Regions from separate parts of the Homo sapiens genome. Here region 2 is linked to region 1. Evidence: read pairs that join two places in POLR2A ChIA-PET (ENCODE). Cell type or tissue: OCI-LY7. All regions are shown on one strand. Each heading gives the region's core, and the rest is flanking DNA. Links, peaks and the distances in the headings are about the cores only. Region 1 holds the start of LINC-ADAIN (long intergenic non-coding adipose anti-inflammatory). Region 2 overlaps LOC102723803 (a long non-coding RNA gene).

Region 1 (5,264 bases), core at 1-5,000:
TAATATGGGCGCTTTTCTAACTGCATCTGTAAATAATCAAGACCTCTCGAGTAGGATCTGTTTAGGAGACTACAAAATTGGGTATCATTGCACTGAGTACATAGTAGGCCCGCAACAAATATTTGTTGAAGGGTGGGAATTCCTGACGTAATCCCAACGTTACTTTTGTCCGAGTTTGTCAGAATGTTAAAAGTTAACCTGGATCAGAGAAGTGGGAACAAAGGCAGCTTAGGAACTACCGCGACCAGCCAGAAGCACTATTCTCAAACCTTCAGTGATGTTGTAAAGTTCCTCCCCGGTGACCAGGCACTGGGATTCCCATTTGTACGGGTGCTTCTTCCCAGAGCCTCTTGCGAAGCCCAATGAAGGAAGTAGAGAAACAGTCCTGCTTATTCCCATCGGCTTTTCGGTAGCTCTGGCGACTCAGAGGGTGACTTGGGAGCGGTGCGCGCTCCGACAAGCGACAGGGAGGTCATACAGACTTTTACTTCCTCTCCCTTGACACCACCTTGTAACGCCAGGTTCTTTTTGCACATTTTTTATACCCAGTCATCAAAGCACATTTCCTTCACCTGCACTGGAGCGTTTAAATTCTTGACAGCAACAGAAATATGTTCCTATCCCCGTTTTTCCAACGACGAAACTGAGGTTCAGAGAGGAGCCCTGGATCACCCAGTAGTCTCGGGAAGAGCAATGGACCTTGTCGACCTCTGTTCTGAAGTCCCAGAAATTTTGCAGAGCCCCTCACTCCCAGCAAGAAAGACTCGCCATGGGTTTGCTTTTTTAAATTTTATTCCCCTGCACCCCTTCTGATGTGAGTACCTGGGACTACTCCCAGCAGCCCTCCTGTAACAGGGCCCAGCACGTTTTTATCAAATCACTCTGTTTTTTCAGCGTCTTCCCCTGCTAGCTACATTTCAGCCTTTGCAAACAGGCTTCTGCCCCGCGACGTGTATGCAAACTACAAACCCCCACCACCGCTGGCCGTGTGTGCATGCGGTTGGCAGGCTGGGCTTTTATTTTATTTATTGCTTTTAAGGTTAGGGGTGGTGGTAAGGAGATGAAATCATTAGCCCTTCACCAGTTGTTTTAAATGTTAAGAAACAAAATCAAGAAAGTAGGTTTGCTAACTTTGGGAAACTAGATTGAGGGGAAGAGGGACTGGAGGAGAAACAGGAGGAGAAAGGGGTGTAAGCCTCTGTTCCCAAAACTGAAAGTAAACGAGCAGCCGAGCAGCTCTTGAACTAGTTCGAAATTTTAAAACTGCTGCATAAGGAGGAAACAAGCGGGATTTGGGTACAATAAACCACGCTGGCTGAGGCCAAATGGGAGATGGGACTGCAGGTCCCAGCGTAGGCAGAGAACAAGGCCCTCAGAATGTTCCGGCAGAGCCACCAGCCTTCCTCCTGTGTGTCCTCCATCCGTACTGACATAGGGAAAGCTGAGCCCCAGTGCTTCCTGGAGGACCTCAGCCCGTGGGTCCCAGCGGGGTGGGCTCGGAATTGTTTCCTCCCTAGCTCTCAACCCTCACCTCTAGCAAAAACGTGCACAACAGCCCCACTGCTCTCTCCAGACATCTTGCCCATCTCCACGTGCCCCACCCTCCCTACACACCCGTCTGCGGCACAGGGGAACCAGCAGCTGTAATCATAACTCAGTTGAATTACACTCAATCAATCCGCCCGGAATGCCTCCAGAGAATCGGGATCCCAGCAATTACTGGGAAGCGAGGTCGTGGGGCGGGGCAAGGGGGAGGAGAAAGAGGATCTTTATCCTGGGACTAACTTCAGGAAGTCCGAGAAGCTCCGATATTGAATGGGAAAATAAGTACATTTTGGGGAAGGGGAGGAGTAATTATAGATTTTACCGGATTGTGAAGGGAATCTACGGCTGCTCAAACAGTTTAGTAAATTAAATATTCAGAGGGAATAGGAGCCAGAGAGCCTGGGCTCGAGCTGTTTGTTCCACTGGCTGGGTGATCTTGGTCAGTTAGTTTTCTGCGGCTCAGTTGCCTCAGTTGCCTCATCTGCAAAGGGGAAAGAGTAGCCTTCCTTGGCCCCACTCCGCAATTATGAGGACAGCAGGTCTTCACAGGTTAGGAGTTCGGTACAGACGTTGATTTCCTCTGGAGGTAGCAGCACAGCCAGTCCGGGAGGGCCCGGCCAAAGCGTGCCTTGAAAACTTGATTGAAAGGCGAGGGCTCAAGGAATTCAGCTCCCCTCTTGAGGTCCCTCTCTTAAAAGGGGTCAGGCCGTGACTGAGGACCTGGTGAGGTGAGGAAACAGAAGTCCTTTGCCTTGTAAACCGACACCAAATTACAAAGTACCATTCGGAGTCCCTCTTGTAAATTACAAAGCAACTGGGCCGCTGTTGACTCAGCCCGTGGAGCTCGGCCGGCGGGGCTCGCCTCTTGGAACTGACCGGCCTGGGGCCCCCTTCCCCCTCTGCCTCCCTCTCCCTTTACCCCAAATCTCTCTCACCCTGTATCCCTTCCCTTTCTGGCGCTGCTCAGACCCACCCGGTGAGAATCTCTCTTTGGGCGAGTCACGTATGGGAACCTCAACAAGAAAAGAAGGAGGCCCAGCACTTTGGGAGGCCGAGGAGGGTGGATTGCTTAAGGCCAGGAGTTCGAGACCAACCTCGACAACAGGACGAAGCCCCGTCTCTACTAAAAATACAAAAAAAATAGCCGGGCGTGGTGGAATGCGCCTGTAGTCCCAGCTATTCAGGAGGCTGAGGTGGGAGGATCGCTTGAGCCTGAGAAGTCGAGGCCGCAGGTGCGCCGAGATCGCGGCACTACACTCTAGCCTTAGGCGACAGGAGTGAGACCCTGGAGACTGAGAGAGAGAGAGAGAGAAAACTCTTTGTTGTTGTTGTTTCCTGGATGAGGGTGGTTTTCTTGTTTTCTTCAAACACCCTGCCACAAATTTAAAAATAAAATAAATAAAGGAGGAAAGTGAGTTTCAAACTGGCTCCCTCTCACCCACCCAGTTCTTTTTACGAATCCCATCCCACCCAGTTCGCCCCGGAGCCACGCAGCCCAGGTGGCTTCCCCCTCGCGTAGCCACACGGGCTCGGATCCCATTCGAGGGTCCCGACTTCTGCAGCCCCGCCCTGCCCCTTCCCACTTCGCTCCCAGAGCTAATCGCGGGAGCGGATCCTGCCCCGAGCATTCCCCCCACACCCCCCAGCTCCGCCCGGACTCTGCGCGGACGGCCCGGCTTAGAGGCCCAGCCTGACAGAGGCGGGTTGGAGTGCGGATCCGCCCCTCCCTGGCCGGGACAGTGAGGAGGTCCCTTAACCCTCCTCTGCGCCTCGCTTTCCCCAACTGCAGAATGGAGGCCACCTAAGAGGAGGCGACGCGCGTGGACGCCCCGGCACGGTGACCCGCCCACACTGAGCATTCAGTGCTTGCGCGTAATTTGTATCATTTTTGTGGTTGTTTCAACTCCGTGAGCTAGCCTGCAGAGCGCCCGAGGCTGGGGGGCATCCGAAGCCCGATTTCCTCCCTATTCCACCCAACTCTCCAGCTTCGGAGGCCTGCAGAGGAGGCTGGGGGCCGGCGGGAATCCTCGCCTTCCACCTGCAGCCTAAGTCGCCTGTGGCTAAGTCAACCTGCCGCCAGCGCCCAGGGTGGCGACCGGCATTTGAAAACGTCTGAGCATCCCGAGAGAAGTGCTTTGCTGTGGCCGGCTTGGCTGTGGCTCCTCCAGAGCCGGCCTCGAAGGCACCTCCTTCTGCGGAAAGCCGCTCAGCGTTGCACCGTCTCACGACTTCCACCGGCTGCGGACGCGGCGAAATAAATAATCCCAGATGGGATTGCGGACATAGGATTTCCCAACTTACTTTGCGTAATCAAATACGCGACCCGTCGCAAGCCATGGGGGTGGGGAGTGGAGACTGCGGGAGACAATTCTCTCCGCCAGGCTGTTCGAATCCTCCCTTTCCGGCCGCGCGCGGTGGCTCACGCCTGTCATCCCAGCACTTCGGGAGGCCGAGGCGGGCGGATCACGAGGTCAGGAGATCGAGACCATCCTGGCTAACACGGTGAAGCCCCGTCTCTACTAAAAATACAAAAATTAGCCGGGCGTGGTGGCAGGTGCCTGTAGTCCCAGCTACTCGGGAGGCTGAGGCAGGAGAATGGCGTGAACCCGGGAGGCGGAGCTTGCAGGGAGCCGAGATGGCGCCACCGCCCTCCAGCCTGGGCGACAGAGCGAGACTCCGTCTCAAAAAAAAAACCAAAAAAAAAAAAAAAAAAAGAATCCTCCCTTTCCCTGCTCCGATTTACAAAGGAAAGGAAAAACTGAAGCTCGGAGAAGCTCATGGGAGTTGCTGGGAGACACACAGCTAAAACAGTGGCTGTGCGGGGTCAAAGAGCACCTCCAGCTCCCTGCCTCATACCGTCTTTTTAAATGTGCTCTTTGCAGCGGGATACGGAGTCAGACGCCGACTATGAAGTAATCGTCCCTTCCTAGCATATCTATCTGGAGGATCTGCCAGCCCGCCTGTCCCAACCCCCGGCAGCTTCCATCCTCCATGCTGGGAAACGTGGCTCAATTCCCTTGGGGGGCTGGTAGCAGCCAGGAGATGAGGCAACTGCAGACTTTCTTGACTTCTCAGTACCCATTCCAAATGGTCCTCAGGGGAGGCAGATACCGTGGGCTGTACTGGGGCCTGGGTTCCACCCCCGGGGCTGTGGCCTTGCTATGGAAGGCAGTCCTGGGAGGGCATGTGGCTGGTTGCCACATCAGGAGACACACAGCTCTTCACCCCCGAGAGCCTTCTTGCAGCCCCTAGGGGTCCTCACGACTAACTGGAACAGTAAACCCTTAACTCTGAGAACTTTCCACTCCCTATTCCCATTCTATTTTGGGGTTTTACATTTCAAGGGGGCAGGCTTTATCCACACTGAAATCACTCTCCATATTTTCCCAGCAGTCTAACAACCAGGTAGAGAGGAATCAAGGCGGGGCGGGGCGGGGGGGGGATTGCCAAGTGTTGGCAAGGCAGGTGCTGTGATGAAAAGTTAACTTCTTCCATGTGCATGAACCCCTCAGCAAATCTTTCCACCTTCCTGGGCCTGGGCTTCCTTGACTGTAAAGTGAAGGAGGGAAGTACATTGATTTCTAGGTTCTGCCTCAAACGTTAAAGACTGTAACAAATCTTAACTCCCATCTGATGGACTGCTTGCTCAGGTAGCAAGATCAAGGGTATGAAGAAAGTCCAAGCTGGACAGGAGGAGGAGAGGAGAAGGAAAAGAAGGT
Region 2 (5,498 bases), core at 192-5,191, 340 kb before region 1:
CTTTTACTTTTTCAGTTCTATTGCACAGGATGGTGAATATAATTAATAATAGAGTATGGTACATTTTCAAATGGCTAAGATAGTAAATTTCAAATGTTCTCACCACAAAAAAAATAATAAATATTTGAGATGGTGGATATGTTAACTAGCCTGATTTAATTATTCCATATTATATTAATAAGTTCCAACATCATTTTGTACCCCATAAATTCATACCATTATAAATTGTCAATTTACAAAAAAAAAATTTCATTGCAGTATTTACCCAAAGGAATATAAATTGTTTTACCATAAAGCCCCATGCACGCATATGTTCATCACAGCACTATTCACAATAGCAAAGACATGGAATCAACCTAAACTACCTTCAGCAGTAGACTGGATTTTTAAAAAATATGGTACATATACACCATGGAATACTACTCAGCCGCAAGAAAGAACGAGATCATGTTCTTTGCAACAACGTGGATGGAGCTGGAAGCTTTTATCCTAAGCAAACTAACATGGGAACAGAAAACCAAATACTGCATGCTCTCATTTATAAGTGGGAGTTAAACACTGAGTACACATGGACACAAAGGCAGGAACACCAGATATCAGGGCTTAGTTGAGGATGGAGGGTGGGAGAAGGGCGAGGATAGAAAAGCTACCTATCAGGAACTATGTGTATCACCTGGGCAATCAAATAATCTGGACACCAAACCCCCATGACACACAATTTACCTATATAACAAATCTGCCTGAACCTAAAATAAAGGTTTAACTTTTTTTTTTTTTTTTTTTTTTTGAGACAGAGTTTCGCTCTGTCACCAGGCTGGAGTGGAGTGGCATGATCTCGGCTCACTGCAACCTCCGCCTCCCGGGTTCAAGCGATTCTCCTGCCTCAGCCTCCCGAGCAGCTGGGACTGCAGGCACCCGCCACCACGCCCGGCTAATTTTTGTATTTTTAGTAGAGACAGGGTTTCATCACGTTGGCCAGGATGGTCTCTATCTCCTGACCTCATGATCCACCCACCTTGGCCTCCCAAATTGCTGGGACTACAGGCGTGAGCCACCACGCCAGGCCAGGAAAATGTTTTAAAAACCCGCAACTATGGGGACTGCTTGGGAGGAAGGTGAGAGGTGCAAAGGTATGAAAGAAGATGAGCATAACCAACAACGTGACAGTCTACGCTCACCTGAACACTGAGATACTTTGTGATTTATTTTCCAGCCTATGGACACAGAGACTGATAAGTAAAAGTCACTTAGAATAATAAACAGATCGGAATTCCAGAGTCAACAGGACAGAATGAGTTTACTCCAAAAGCCCTGACTAGAGCATTCTGTTCCACTAAATTCCCAGCAGAGTGATCCCTCCGAATCCATGCCTCATGCTATTTCCAGTATTGTCTGATGAGGAGACGGTACTTTTCTTTGTGACTGATTAAAAACAAAAACAAACAAATAAAATCTTTATTTCAAAATACGGGATAAGGAGGAAGCAGGGACTCTGGATTGACATATGAAGACTGTCTAAATATAGAAATTTACTTCTTCAAGCAGCAAACGAGTCTCCTGTTTCTTTCTGTTGGAAAGGTTGCTTGATGAGCTAGGTTTTGAATTACATGAAAAGACTTATACACAGAGAAAGCTTTGAGTCTAATGAGAAATGTCAAATGGAAAATGTAACTAAAAGCGTCTTACTCAAAAAATCCCTGCTGATGAAACCTGAAATCAATATTGATGAATTTGGCTTCCCCAATTTTTGCTGAGTGGAATGAACTGGGTTGGTAGGAGAGGTTATTTTAGCTGCATTTTCTCGGCATGCCAGTAGAGTTTTTTCCAGCATTCTTCCAGCCACACATGTGGCATACATTTATTATTTACAATACATACACAGAAAGCGCTTGATTGATGAGATAACCTCTTTTTCAGAAAGATCTTTTCCAAATGGGCCTTTATGCTATATGTGTTAAATGAAGCACCATAAAGTCAATAAGATACACTTTTTCACCCCTAGGTTTTATTCCTGATAAAAATATTACAAGGGTGATTTTTTGCAGACAGTATGTGATGTAAAATATGGTCACAGATAAATATACATTGTGCCTCTTTTTTTTTTGCTTTACATGTTCCCTAATATGTTATATACAGTGTGTATACAGACTTATGTAAATATGGGGGGGAGACAGAGAACGAGGGGGAGAGATTGAGATTGGGATTGTTTCTGGATAAAATGCACTCATATAAAGTAGATAATTATATTCATGGAGATTTTAATCCATACTTAGATATTTATATTGTACTATTATATTGAATGAGAACTATGAAAAATATTTGAAGTGGAATCTGTGGAGTTTTGTAAATGTTTTAAATTTAATTTTGAAACATTAGTATTGCACAACGTCAAATTTACATCATTTGGTTAGATATGGTTTTGAATCTGACCATGTCCAAATATAGTTCTGTTTTGCTTTAAGACTTTTTAAGATATATATATATATAATATATATAATATTACATATATATATAATATATATAATATTACATATATATTATATATATATATAGAGAGAGAGAGAGAGAGAGAGAGCTGGGAATTTTCACTTAAAAAAAAAACCTGTTTCCTTCTCAAATCATTACATTACAGTCTTCCTTCTAATAGTATTCTCCAGGAGTACATTTCATGGGCAGTTATATTTACAAAAATATAATATGCAGATACTTGTATACATGTGTGTATATGAATATATATTTATTCATTTGTGATATATACTCATTTATACATAAATATGTATAGGATATTATATATATGAACATGTTCTATATATAAACATCAGGGATTATATATAATTGGACATAATATTTAACATTCATAACTACTATCAGCCATTATTATAGATTACTTACATGTATTTATTTATGCTGCATAACTTTCATGAAATAGGCATTATTTTATTATTCTTATCTTACAAATGATAAAATAGAGGCACAGATAGGTTTTACAACTTGCCTTAGTTCTCCCTCTAGATAGCTGAGCCAGGATTAATACCCAGGGAACCACAGGCAGAGAGTGCATGCTCATCCACCTGCTGTAGAGCAAGGGTCAGCAAAGTTATTCTGTAAAGACCCAGCTAATACGCACTTTAGGCTTTGTGGGCAACCGATAATTTCTGCTGCATAGTTGTCATTTTTTTTTTTTTTTTTTTTTTTTTTTTACATTTTAAAATGTCACTTATGGACTATTACAAAAACAGGCCATGAAACAGATTTGGCCCATAGATGATTATTGCCAAAATATCTCACACAATAATTTTTAAATGTATACCTAATACATGTAGACAAGGTGGCATTATTTTGTTGACAGCATAGTTTCTTCCAAAGGCCCTCCAGCCACCTTTTCTTAGGATTAAACACTAGGGAACTGACTTCCCCATCCTTTAACTACCCACGTGGTTGGGCTCCTAACAGTCCAGTTCTTCTAATGTGACCCCGCCCATCCAGCCTCAGCTCATTGGTCCAGGGTGATCATGTGGCCAAACCTGGGTCAGAGAATTGGGAATTCTTATGTTGAAGGATATTTTCCACTGATACTGGTGGAGGTTCTTGTGTTGAATGAAACCGGAGGCTTCTCAATTGCCATGGTTTCCACCACAGAAACTGGAGAAACAGGGAAAGCCAGTCTGCAAAGAGACCAAATGCGGAGAGGGAAGCGCAGAGATGACAGATGGAGAAAGAAGCCTGACAGTGAGCCCTTCCTTCAGTTTATTCCTGACTCCCAGCTGCATGCTCATTTTTGGATTTCCTGAGAAAACTCATATTTCCTGGTAATACATTTCCTTTTACTCCCCAGCTATCTGGCATTAGTCTGTTGATTATAACCAAAACTAATACTTTTTACACATTCTTATCATATTTAATTAGCTAACATATTTTAGACATGGAAATTTGTTCTAAGGGAATTGGCTCAATAAGAGTTTAAGGAGGTGCATGCTTTAAGATTACTCAAGATGTTTTTAGTTCATGCAGCTCCATTTAAACATTTAAGATACCTCTTTAAAGTAAGGCACCAATGAAACTAAACACTTCAACAAAATGTTGTAGTTCACCAACAGCCTTCATCTTTCCCATCACTTCCCACAGCAGTGGCAGTCACTCAAAGACCAGAACTTGATGTACAGGGAAGTTCAACAAATGTTAAAATTCCTACCATGTTTTCAACACTTTTCTCACCTTAGGCTGACACCCATTACCTGGAGCAGTGCCTGGGCCAGAGTAGTAACCCAACACATATTGAGTTTTTTAAAAAGGTAAACTGAGGCACAATAAAATTTTTTTTTAAAAAGAGTTATTTGAGCAAATGACAATTCATTAATCACGCAGCTTCAAACCAGAAGTGGTTTGGGAGATCCACCAAGAGAACACAGTGGGAGGCTTTCACAGAGGTAAAGCAAAGAATGTATTTGATTGGTTATAGTTACATAGTTGTCCTGTTTGGTCTCTCCCACTGGAAAGTTCCTAGTGATATAATTATAAGTTAGTTGGCAGCTTCTGATTGGTTGAGCTTAAGTTTCTTTAATATAGGCACTTATGAGAAATAACTCGTTTTGTTTCTGTTTGCAAATCAAGCAAGGTTGAGCTTACTCTGGGCGTTCTTCAGGCCTGGTCTCTGTTTTAATTTACTTTAACAAGTTGAAAGAATCAATAAATGTGTATTTTAATACTTTTTAAATGTTTAACCACACTCAAAAGATGCCTGTTTATTTGAAAGATATTTTTAGTTTAGGTAACTAGTCATTAAAAAGTGATGTATTTAAACTTAAAATTTTGCAAAAAGAAAATAAAATCCTAGGTAGAAGTAAGGAAAAGGGGGAAATCAGGCTGAAGCGAATCTTTTTAAGATGCTATGCTTAAGTGAAAATGTAATGAATGAGGCAACCAATGAAAAGGGTTTTTTTTTTTATGTTTTTGGTGCTATTTAAAGTAAATTCAGTTGCAACAATGCATATAGAATTTTCAAATTCTTTGGAAACATTCATGTGTGGAGTTAATGGGAGCTATTTCTTCATCCTCTCTTCTCCTGGAAGCCATATAAAATCGTCACACTTTCAGGGCAAATGGCAAACATGTCTCTTTTTTTAAATGTGTTTTGAAGAAAAGCCAAGGAATTGGCCATCCTGGTGAGATCAGTTCCTGCTTTCGTGAGTTTAGCTCCACCAGCCAAATGAATTGACTTACACAGATGAAATGCTGTATGGCAAAGTGATTTCTTTCTTTAGACAATTCATAGGTGTGGAGATTTTCTAAGTGAATAATCACATGGACTTTTCGGAGTTTTGCCGTGTATCACCTTCCAAAGAGGCCATTATGAGTCCTATCGAGTCCTCTGCACTGAACCAATGAAATTGATGATAATTTGCCATCAAACATCAGTTGGATACCACACATTTACTATTACATATTCCTACGTGTATGCTTGCGGATTTTTTGTTTCAAGTACAAAACACCAGAAGATG

Evidence for each region. ChIA-PET counts read pairs that join two places held together with the same protein. Peaks named below come from ENCODE experiments on the same cell type or tissue, not always from the same donor. Only the 100,000 strongest peaks of a DNase experiment are listed, where the experiment ranks them.
Region 2: POLR2A ChIA-PET joins it to region 1 with 6 read pairs; 2 of 35 experiments call an interaction of 5 or more read pairs at or near these places.

Annotation. Positions count from the first base shown.
Region 1 is chr9:1,044,152-1,049,415 of GRCh38, reverse strand. LINC-ADAIN (long intergenic non-coding adipose anti-inflammatory) reads right to left here and starts at 1,273. Exons shown (of 1, transcript NR_110643.1): 1 at 775-1,273. RefSeq lists a silencer at 1,269-1,456 and an enhancer at 1,860-2,725. In OCI-LY7, for the core only: no CTCF peak of the experiment used is centred there; no DNase peak of the experiment used is centred there; H3K4me3 peaks cover 678 bases.
Region 2 is chr9:1,384,618-1,390,115 of GRCh38, reverse strand. The region is part of intron 3 of LOC102723803 (a long non-coding RNA gene); the gene reads right to left. Among named protein-coding and RNA genes, the nearest start is that of DMRT2, 340 kb to the right of the region's middle. In OCI-LY7, for the core only: no CTCF peak of the experiment used is centred there; no DNase peak of the experiment used is centred there.